Regions from separate parts of the Homo sapiens genome. Here region 1 is linked to region 2. The links are chromatin contacts, found by Hi-C or POLR2A ChIA-PET in ENCODE. All regions are on one chromosome and are shown on one strand. The core of a region is the stretch at or near the end of the contact, and the rest is flanking DNA. Distances in the headings are between cores, read along the strand shown.

Evidence for each region. Hi-C counts contacts between places; a loop is a spot of excess contacts on that map. ChIA-PET counts read pairs that join two places held with the same protein, here RNA polymerase II (POLR2A). Pooled maps may share reads with other maps.
Region 1: a map of HepG2 shows a loop between it and region 2 (2.5-fold over the local background). The contact joins the promoter of COLGALT2 here to the enhancer-like site in region 2. A Hi-C loop is called at or near these places in 1 of 168 maps with a recorded cell type or tissue (HepG2) and 4 of 50 pooled maps. POLR2A ChIA-PET finds 5 or more read pairs at or near these places in 1 of 52 experiments (activated CD8-positive, alpha-beta memory T cell).

Annotation. Positions count from the first base shown.
Region 1 is chr1:184,034,451-184,038,981 of GRCh38, forward strand. It overlaps COLGALT2 (collagen beta(1-O)galactosyltransferase 2), which reads right to left and starts at 3,278. Exons shown (of 12, transcript NM_015101.4): 1 at 2,645-3,278. The coding sequence starts at 2,907. RefSeq lists a silencer at 3,001-3,090.
Region 2 is chr1:183,840,864-183,845,590 of GRCh38, forward strand. All of the region lies in intron 2 of RGL1 (ral guanine nucleotide dissociation stimulator like 1), which reads left to right. Among named protein-coding and RNA genes, the nearest start is that of RGL1, 38 kb to the left of the region's middle. RefSeq lists an enhancer at 925-974. Within about 2 kb of position 1,874, at least 18 of the 41 ENCODE cell types and tissues checked have a DNase peak (open chromatin) inside an H3K27ac peak, as active enhancers do.

The sequences.
Region 1 (4,531 bases), core at 2,028-4,527, 190 kb after region 2:
ATCATTTGGTTCTTCCCCAAACCCTTTAAAAGCCATTCAGATCACCTTACACTGCCCAGTAAAATGAATCATATTTATCTGTAAAAAAACACACATATCTAAATACACTTTTTTTCAGCCCTGATCTGGCTGGTTCTTATTTTAAAAAATGCATTAGAAGAATATGCTTGTACAGCCTCTCTGTACCTCAGTTCTCTCACCTGTAAAGTGGTATAATAACAGTGCATATCTGATAGGGTCATTTTGAAGCTTAAACCAGAAAATGAATGTGAAGTTCTTAGAAGAACCACGAGCTCTTATTATTATGTGTGGAATTTATAAATAAATGTAATTTTGAGTAAGTCAATCACTTTAAACACATTTCTTCTTCTGGGAAATAGAGATAATTTTATTTCTTCACAGAATGGCAGTAAGAATCAAATGAGTTAACAGTGCATGGAAGTTATTTCCAAAGGTTCTTTACAGCTCCTTTGTGAGCTGAAAAGAACTATTTAGAAACTGGGATTTGTATTATTGTTACCTAAAGAATTACACAATGTTTTAAAGACAGAACCAAAATTTTTCAAAGAAGAGTCTTCAATGACTGACGCAAGCATGGCCTTGCACTTCTTGCTTAACCTGCCAATGCTGGACATAAAAGACAACAGATTTCAAAGGTCTATGCAGAACTGGAATTCTCTCATCTAAGTAAGACACCAGTGTCCATACCATCTGGAACTTACAGGGAACTTAGGATGTACATTGATGCTGGTTGATCCTAATTATATTGCAAAATCTATGGAATTCAAGAGCCATAAAGAATTTTTGAAATCATTTATTCCAACTCCCTCGTTTTATTGATGAGGCAACTGATGCCTATGGATCCCAAGCAACCAGCCCCAAATCACATATCAAACTAGTAATAAACAACTCAAGTCTCCTAATTTGTAGATTATAGGCTTATGTAAATTTTGTTTATATCATGTTTCCTGCCTTTTTAGGGTGGCCTTGGGTTCAAATTCCAGTTTCACCATTTATTAATTCTGTCACTTTAAGTGACTTACTGAACTGATGCAAGTCTGTCTCTTTCTTTGCAAAATAAACATCATAGCATCCTCTTAAAAGTTTACTGTATGATAAAAAGAGGTAATGTCTCTAAATCAGGTAGCAAAGCATGTGCCTGACACCTGCTTCACCACTCACCAACTTCTTATGGTAAATACTGTAACGTTTTAAAAAACTAAATCATGCATAAAGATCAAAACCATATTTTAAAATATCTCTTAAAAAAAACACAACAACTAAGGTAACTGATATGTGTGAATTTCTTTTGGTACCGAAGTGGTTAAAAAAAAATCCTTCCTTCTGGTTTAAAGCCTGGCTGTCCCAGTGCTCTCTTTCCACATAATATGCCCTTCTCCGCCAGGCGGTCACGTATGGCAGGGTATATAGTAAAGCAGTGTACAGCACAGAGCTGTACTATATCACATGTTTGCTTTCGCACCTTTGCACCTCTCCCACCAGGTACTCTGAGGCTGCCAATTCTAGCTGCTGCTTTTACTCCTCTTCCTCTCTTTGCCCAACCGCTGCTTTAAGGATGTGTCTCGCCTGAGAACAGCTCCCTTTATCAACACAAGACAGAAATTGCTCCAGAGTGACCTGGGCTCTGTCTTCCTCAGGGGGCCAGAGTCTTCTTGTCCGAGTACCTACCTGACAGCACATCTCCCCTGGCCAGCATCCACCTCCTTGTCCTCCACAACCCACTCAGCGGCTAACCTGGCCACCAACTAACTTCTCGCCCTCGGATCCTCGCGTTTATAAAAGGTGCGAGACGACCAAGTTCTACAAGGTGGGGCGGGCAGGCACCCGCACTTATCCCCTGGCCCTCCCCGCAGCAGACACAGGGACCAGGTCCAAGCTTCTTTCCTCCGGGGACAAAACTTGGCTGTTTATCTTTCCCAGGGCATCTTCGTCTCTCCCCGGGACGTGGAACCCCGATGCACCGGCAGGGACAGCCCGGAGCGCTCGCAGGAGACCAGGCCCACGGTGGTGCCATGGTTGGGCACACTCCGCGGGCTCCGCCCAATCTCCACCCCTAGGTCCAGGTCCCCCTAGGAGAGCTAGGAGCACATTTCCAGCCTGGAGCAGGAGCCCGGCACCGGAAAGTCAGAGCAGCGCACTGCGGCGCCCCAGCCACTGCGGAGCCCCTGGCCAACCGCAGTTACGTTCCATCTGTCGTATCTACATGGGAATACGGCGACAGGCACCCTATCCCCTCACGTCAGGGCTAGCAGTATGAGGTGGGGAAAGAGGAAACCTCGAGAGTTAAAAGCGAGGGAACTGAAAGTCCCCTTGAGGGGTGTCCCCCATGCCCCTTGTGGGACAAAGCCCCAATTCGCAGGCTACCCTCCAGAGCTCCAGCGGTCCGGTTCTCCCCATCAGCACCCTCTGCGCACACTGACCCGCGCGTCCCTCCGCAGCCTGACCGCCCGATCCGCCAGCCACCGGCGCGGGCAGCGAGGGGGTGTGTGCGCCAGATTTTCCGCGTGCCCCCCCGCCCCTCCAGCGGCTCCCTCGCCCTGCAGCTGCTGCTCCGGGCGCTGTCCGCGCTGGGCAGGCCGCCCCCGCGTCCCGCCGCGGCGGCCCGGGGCCCGTGCGCGCTCACCAGATGGCCATCCTGCTCTTGGGGTAGTCCAGCCGCTCCAGGCAGCCGAGGAAGTGCGGCAGCGTGTGCGCCGCGTTGCGGGCGAGGACCGCCACGAGCACCGTGGGGCTCTGCAGGGGCGACTCCGGGAAAACCACCGGCTCCTCTCCGTCGTCCTCCGAGTCCCGCTCGGCGACGAAGCGCGCTCGGCAGCCTTCGCGGAGCAGGGCTGAGGAGAGGAGCAGTAGCGACCAGGCGAGGGTGGCAGCAGGGCGCGCAGCCATGTTCCGGGCCGAGGCGGGCGGCGGGGAAGTCCTGGCGCGAGCGCCCGGCTGGGCTGCCTGAGGGCGGCGGCGGCTGCCGGGGAGCAAGGGGCTGCGAGGGGCGGCCGGGGGATGCGGCTTGCCGCGGCCGGCCGGCTCACACACTGGCCTCGGCGGCTGCGGTTCCCAGGACCCTCCCGCCGCCGCTGCACCGCCCAGGCCCCAGTGCGGGTGCGCAGCGTACCTGCAGCCGCTGGCGCTCCCCTGCGCCTCGGGCTCGCAGACAGTAGTGGCCGAGGGGCTGTGTGCCCTGAGTCCTGAGGAAAGTTCCTCTAGTCCAGGTTCCGCTCGTACAGCTGAGGTCTGTGGCCTTCCCTAGAGCCGCGAGTTGTGGCCCTGTCTGCCAATGAGCCTGTGAGTGTGTGTGTGTGTGTGTGTGTGTGTGTGTGTGTGTGTACATAACGGTACAACCCCAAGAAAATTTATTCTGCTTTTGCAAACCGCAGACTGAAGCCCTTCACAGTGATGCAATGTATCCAGTTTTCATAATGCACCTATTGACTGAGTAGAGTTCTAAAATGAAAAGTCTCCCCAACTATTCACGATTATGACAAACACTTGTTTAACCACCGCAAAGGCAGCATGTCGCATTTTCTTATATACTCAACTTCTGAAATTCATTCTTGACTGAGTAGACACCTAATAACACAAAGTTTGAAGACTTGGAGAATTTTGGAGCCAGATCAGACCCCGCAAAATAAAAGAAAGCCCTTGGGAGACACTGTCCTGAAGCCTCACTCTACTGTGAACCCAGTAAGCCTCCTCACAGGAGGGCTGTGAAAGAATAAATTCACTTAGCTGGTTTTCTTTTTCCGTAATAAGCCAATATGATAGAGTAACAAAGAGGGAAAATTCGCGCATGTTGGAGAGCAGAGAAGAGATAAGGAAGAAAAGAAGGGGTGAAGGAAGAACACAATTAGCACATAAAATGAAACTGCTGGCATACACTGCTAAAGGAGATTTACTTTTTTTTTTTTTTTTTTTTTGAGACAGGGCCTCACTCTGTTGCCGGGGCTGGAGTGCAGAGGCACGATCACAATTCACTGCAGCCTCGACCTCCTGGGCTCAAGCAATCCTCCCACCTCAGCCTCCCGAGTAGCTGGGACCACAGGTGTCCATCACCACGCCTAGCTAATTTTTTTTTTTTTTTTTTTTTTTGTAGAGACGGGTTTTCACCATTTTGCCCAGGCTGGTCTGGAACTCCTGGGCTCAAGTGATCTGCCCAACTCGGCCTCCCAAAGTGTTACGATTACAGGCATCAGCCACCATGCTCGGCTGGATATTTAGTTTTGAAGATATATTGTGTAGCCTTTGATAGATAAGTATGGAGGGTGTTTTGGTGCCAGTGCACATTCATGATCTCCAATCCCAACTCACCCTCAGGTCTGTCCCATAGTCTTTTTATTAGTTGTTATCAATCCTTCTCAGCAACTATTAGAAGTCTTCCCTACTGTCTTTTGAAGTATATCACCTCCTTCATCCAGCTCCCCCAACACCACTGTCTCCAACTAGCATCCCTACCAAGACCTTTCTTACTTGCAGGTGCCTCCTCACGACAGGGTCTTTGATCACAGACTAGAAAGGG
Region 2 (4,727 bases), core at 624-3,123:
CCTGGGCAATAGAGATGGACTGCATCTCTAACAAACAAACAAAACAAAACAACCCAGTGCAGACAGAACCTACTTAAGAAGCCTTTTCTGACACCTCCTTTACACTGGGCCCCTCTTGGTGCTTCCCTCCATGTCTTGCCTCTCTCTCCACCATTTTACTCACATTTTATTGTAATGGTTTCTTTGTGTCTGTTTCCTTCACCAGACTGAACAACTTGGTTGCCAGAACTGCATGCTATTTACCTTTATATGTCTAGTACCTTGCACAGTGCCTGGCACATAGTACCATTTAGTTAATATGTAGCTGAATAAGTAGATGAATAAATGGAAAAGACAGCCATTGTGTATGTGCTAGTAGCATAAAAATACAGGATACACAATTACATTTCAAATTCAGATAAATAACAAATAGGTTTTTTTAGTATGCATAGATCCCAAACATGGAATGGGACATACTTATACCACATAGTATGTAATTATTCATTATTTCTCTGAAATTAAAATTTCACTGGGCATCCTGTAATTTATCTGTCAACCCTAACCTAGCAAAAAAGTGACTTCCCACCCAATATTAGGTTAGCACAAAGGTGATTGTGACAAGTTTTGGTTTAAGTTTTGTTAAGTTTGCCACTATTTTTAATGGCAAAAGCCATAATCACCTTTGCACCAACCTAATAAAAGTTCACACAAGGCAGAACCTCATGTTGAGCTTGACATCATGGGCCCTAAAGTATTTTCTAGACTTTACCTTAACATCTCTGAGTGTCCTGTGTGTAAATAGTCACTGTAGTACTCAGGTGTATTGGCCTTGTCATGTTCTGCTGGGTGTCATTACATACATGATTTCTGCTGAGAGAATGATGCAAATTTTGTTGCATGGCAAAGAAATTTATGCAGTTGAGTAATATGGAGAGATGAGCAGAGCTTATTTGTGAGTCAGCTTGTGGGTTTTCCTATACAGGTGGAGTATCCTTAATCTTAAAACCGAAATTCAAAGTGCTCCAACATCCATGCTTATTGCAGTGTTTTGCAGTTTGGATTTTCAGAATGGGGATACTTGAATGGTAAGTATAGTGGGAATATTTCAAAATCTGAAAAATTCTGAAATCCAAACCACTTTCAGTCCCAAGAATTTGAGATAAAAGATCCTCAGCCTGTATTGTGGTGGTTTGTTGTTGCTGGATAGTGGTTGTAGGGCATATGAAAAGGAAGCATAAAACTTACTTTTGGTGTTTGGGGATGAATGTAGGGATTGGGTGTGGGTTTTAGATTTTTGGAGGGAGTTAACAGCTGGAATAGTACTCACTATTTACTTTGCTGCTCAGGCCAAGATGCCTGAGAACTGATATACTGAAGAGTGATCATGGTGTGGAGGACTCCATACTGTCTCCATCCTAATGAGGTTGTTTGCTTAACACGTTCCCTGTTAAACTATCAGATGACTGAATTATTATTTTGATTGAAGGGACTTTTTTTTTTTTTCAAATTAGAAACACCCAACTGGTTAACAGTTTATGTTTTAGAAGGTGAAAGAGTTTATTTTTCCATGACTGGAAACGGAATTGAAATATGGCATCTTTCATCTCTCACATGCCCTTTTTCCTCTCCGTCTCATGCCAAAATCGATAATTATGGAAATTACCTGGTAGGACACTTGGGCACAGTTTTAGATATTTACCCCATAGGACTCAGACATGTTCTCTTAGAAAAAGCTGGATTCTAAAGGCACAAAGATCAACCAAAAAAACAAACATGAAACATTTTTGTGGTCACAGTACCGTGATCTTGTCAGTAAAGCGACGGTCTATGATTAAATCCAGATTGAGCTGTTTCCTGTTAGCGTGCTAACCCACAGGACAGGCTCAGGCCTCCGTGTCTTGCTTTCTAAGTCTGGGTTATTAAGCACTTGTCTGACAAGGGTTCCACCCCTTTCGTCTTCAACTTAATAATTCAAAGTTACTAAGATAATATAAGCAAAAACAGGTCCTAAAGTCTCTTAAAACACTTACAGACCTATAGGAATCTTTTCTTGCAAAAATGAAACTTTTAACATTTTAGCTTCTCTTGTCGGGCCATATGGCAGAGTATTTTTTGTGTTTCCCCTCTGTACAGTTTCATTTCAAAATAATTTCAGTGGTAAGCAGATCATTTTAAGTTTTTGTTTCATAAGAAATGTACTCTATTTGAATGTTGGCAAATTAGAAGTCATCAGATCTTTCCCCTGCCATAATAAGCAGGTATTAGGATATTTAGCAGTTCTACAGAAAATGACATTAAGCAAATTCTCTGATAACTTAACATGCATTGTTATTTTGTGTGAGAATGATTGTAGGCACAAGAGCAATTCTATACTTATTTTATGATATTGTCATTGATGTTCACTTTGAAAATTATTTTTTAAATCTAAATTTTCAAAATATTTTATTAGTCTTCTGTTAGGTCATATGTGGTTCTTCCTAATGCACAGATGCAAACCCTGAGGAACAAATACTGTTAAAGGGACTTACAGGAATCATGTATGCATATTGAAATTTTTTCCGAGTAAGAAAGTACTGAAAGAGAGGGGCTGGGTTAATGAGAAACATAATTCCATTCCCAAGGGAGAACCCTGGCTTTCTGCCAAATCTCTGCTTTCTGGCAGGAAATGGGACCCACTTCATCAGGTCCTTTGACAAGCATTTTTCTCTGTGTTTGAATTTTGGGACACGTCAATACTCGGTGAAAAAATAGTTCTTTTAAATAATCATCACTTTTGATAAGAAGGATTTAGAATTAAAGTAGAGTTTCCATTGTAAGTAAAATAAGAATCGTCAAATTTCAACATTGTTTGGTAAGGGAACACTGTTATTATCACAAGGCGAGGAAGCTTGATTTAAATCAGAGTTTGACTATCCCTAACCACTGAGAAGCCATTCCTTTTATTGTTGTTAATATTTAACATTGAAGTATATTTTCATGTTTTTTTTTGTTTGTTTGCTTTTGAGATGGAGTCTCGCTCTGTTGCCCAGGCTGGAGTGCAGTGGCACAATCTCCAGCCCACTGCAACCTCCGCTTCCTGGGTTCAAGTGATTCTCCTGCCTCAGCTTCCTGAGTAGCTGAGACTACAGGCACGCACATTACACGTGGCTGATTTTGTATTTTTAGTAGAGATGGGGTTTTACTATGTTGGCCAGGCTGTTCTTGAACTCCTGACCTCAGGTGATCCACCCCCCTTGGCCTCCCGAAGTGCTGGGATTACAGGCGTGAGCCACCGCTCCCATCCTGAAGTATATTTTCTAACTGCTACTTTTGAATATCATGCAGGCTGACAATTATTTTGGCCAGGTCTTTTGAAGTGACAAGGTACAAAACACAAAACATCCTGACATTTTTGTATTAATAAAGAGATCAAAGGAATACACATTTGAAAATAAAAATTAACATTATATTTTATAATGTTTTGATTTTTCTTTTTTAAATGAAAAGTGGTAAATATGAGTTAAGTTTTAAATGCATTACAGTAATTTAATAAGCCAAAATTTTTCAAAGTATGTGCATTCTGAAGTTCTGCAAGATGCTCTCAGACTAAAGAGAAATCCATCTGGAAATGCTGCATACCATACCCCTCTCTTGGAGTTGAATAACACCGTTGGCATATGAGAAATTCTGCAGTAAAGAGATATCATTGACTTTGTTGAACTCTATAGTTCCCAAACTTGACCATAGGAGTTTTTTTTGGAACTAGTGTTTTACGGCACACACTTCAAGCAACAGTGAACCAAATAATTAATAACATGTAGAATTCTAAACCATATATCTTTTTCACTTATTGTTTCTGATAAAGTTAATTGGAACTTCTGGGGAACAGATGGGTACTACAAGGTTTGTTCTAAAACTACATATAGAGTGATAAAGAACAGCTATTAGACCCTGATCTGAGTCAACAGTCTTAAGAGGCCTAAAGAAATGTTTGCTATTTTGCCTGAACCAGATCCCTCTCCCTAGAAAACTTTCAGAAATTAAATAAAGAGATAAAGCCATCTACCACATAAGCTGGAGTCTTAATTTTAATTCCTGTTAGCGGTTTGACATGATGACATTAAGCTATTCTAACCCCCTTCTGAAAGCAGTTGCCACCACTCTGGTCTTTCTGAAAGCAATCCATCTGTTAGTTTCCTTCCAGTAGTTTGATTTCTGACAGGCCAGGTGAAGGAAAAGCAAACATGCTACTTAGTAAGCACAATATCATCATTAGAGATCCACTTCTTTCTTCTTTGTGTCTCTTCTTTAATTTTCACATGTGACTATTTCAATTTAGGAAATCTGACATAAAACAATTACAATTCAACTTGCGATTCAGATAAACCGCCTGGCGATTGTTCGCATCACTTAGGATTATTTTTGCTTTAGAAATAGACCTCCTCTCTTTAGAGCAGTTTCCTTAGTGCCTATGAAGGATGAGTTAAACTTTCAAAATTGCATCTCTGTATAATTTGTTAGGCACAGATTTACTGCAGAATGTAAGGCACACCAATATTTTTCTTCATTTTAATTCTCTTCCCTTATACTCAAATTTTAAGCTGTGAAGATTTTATTACCAATGAATTTTTATGTATTATGGTTTATATCTACCAAGGTACAATTATATCTACCAATATTCATTTACAGTTTCATTTTCATGTGCTAGCTGCTTCTCGTGAGTAAATGTCTTCTTTTAGACTTTGCAAGTTTCCAGAAGGCAGGGTCAT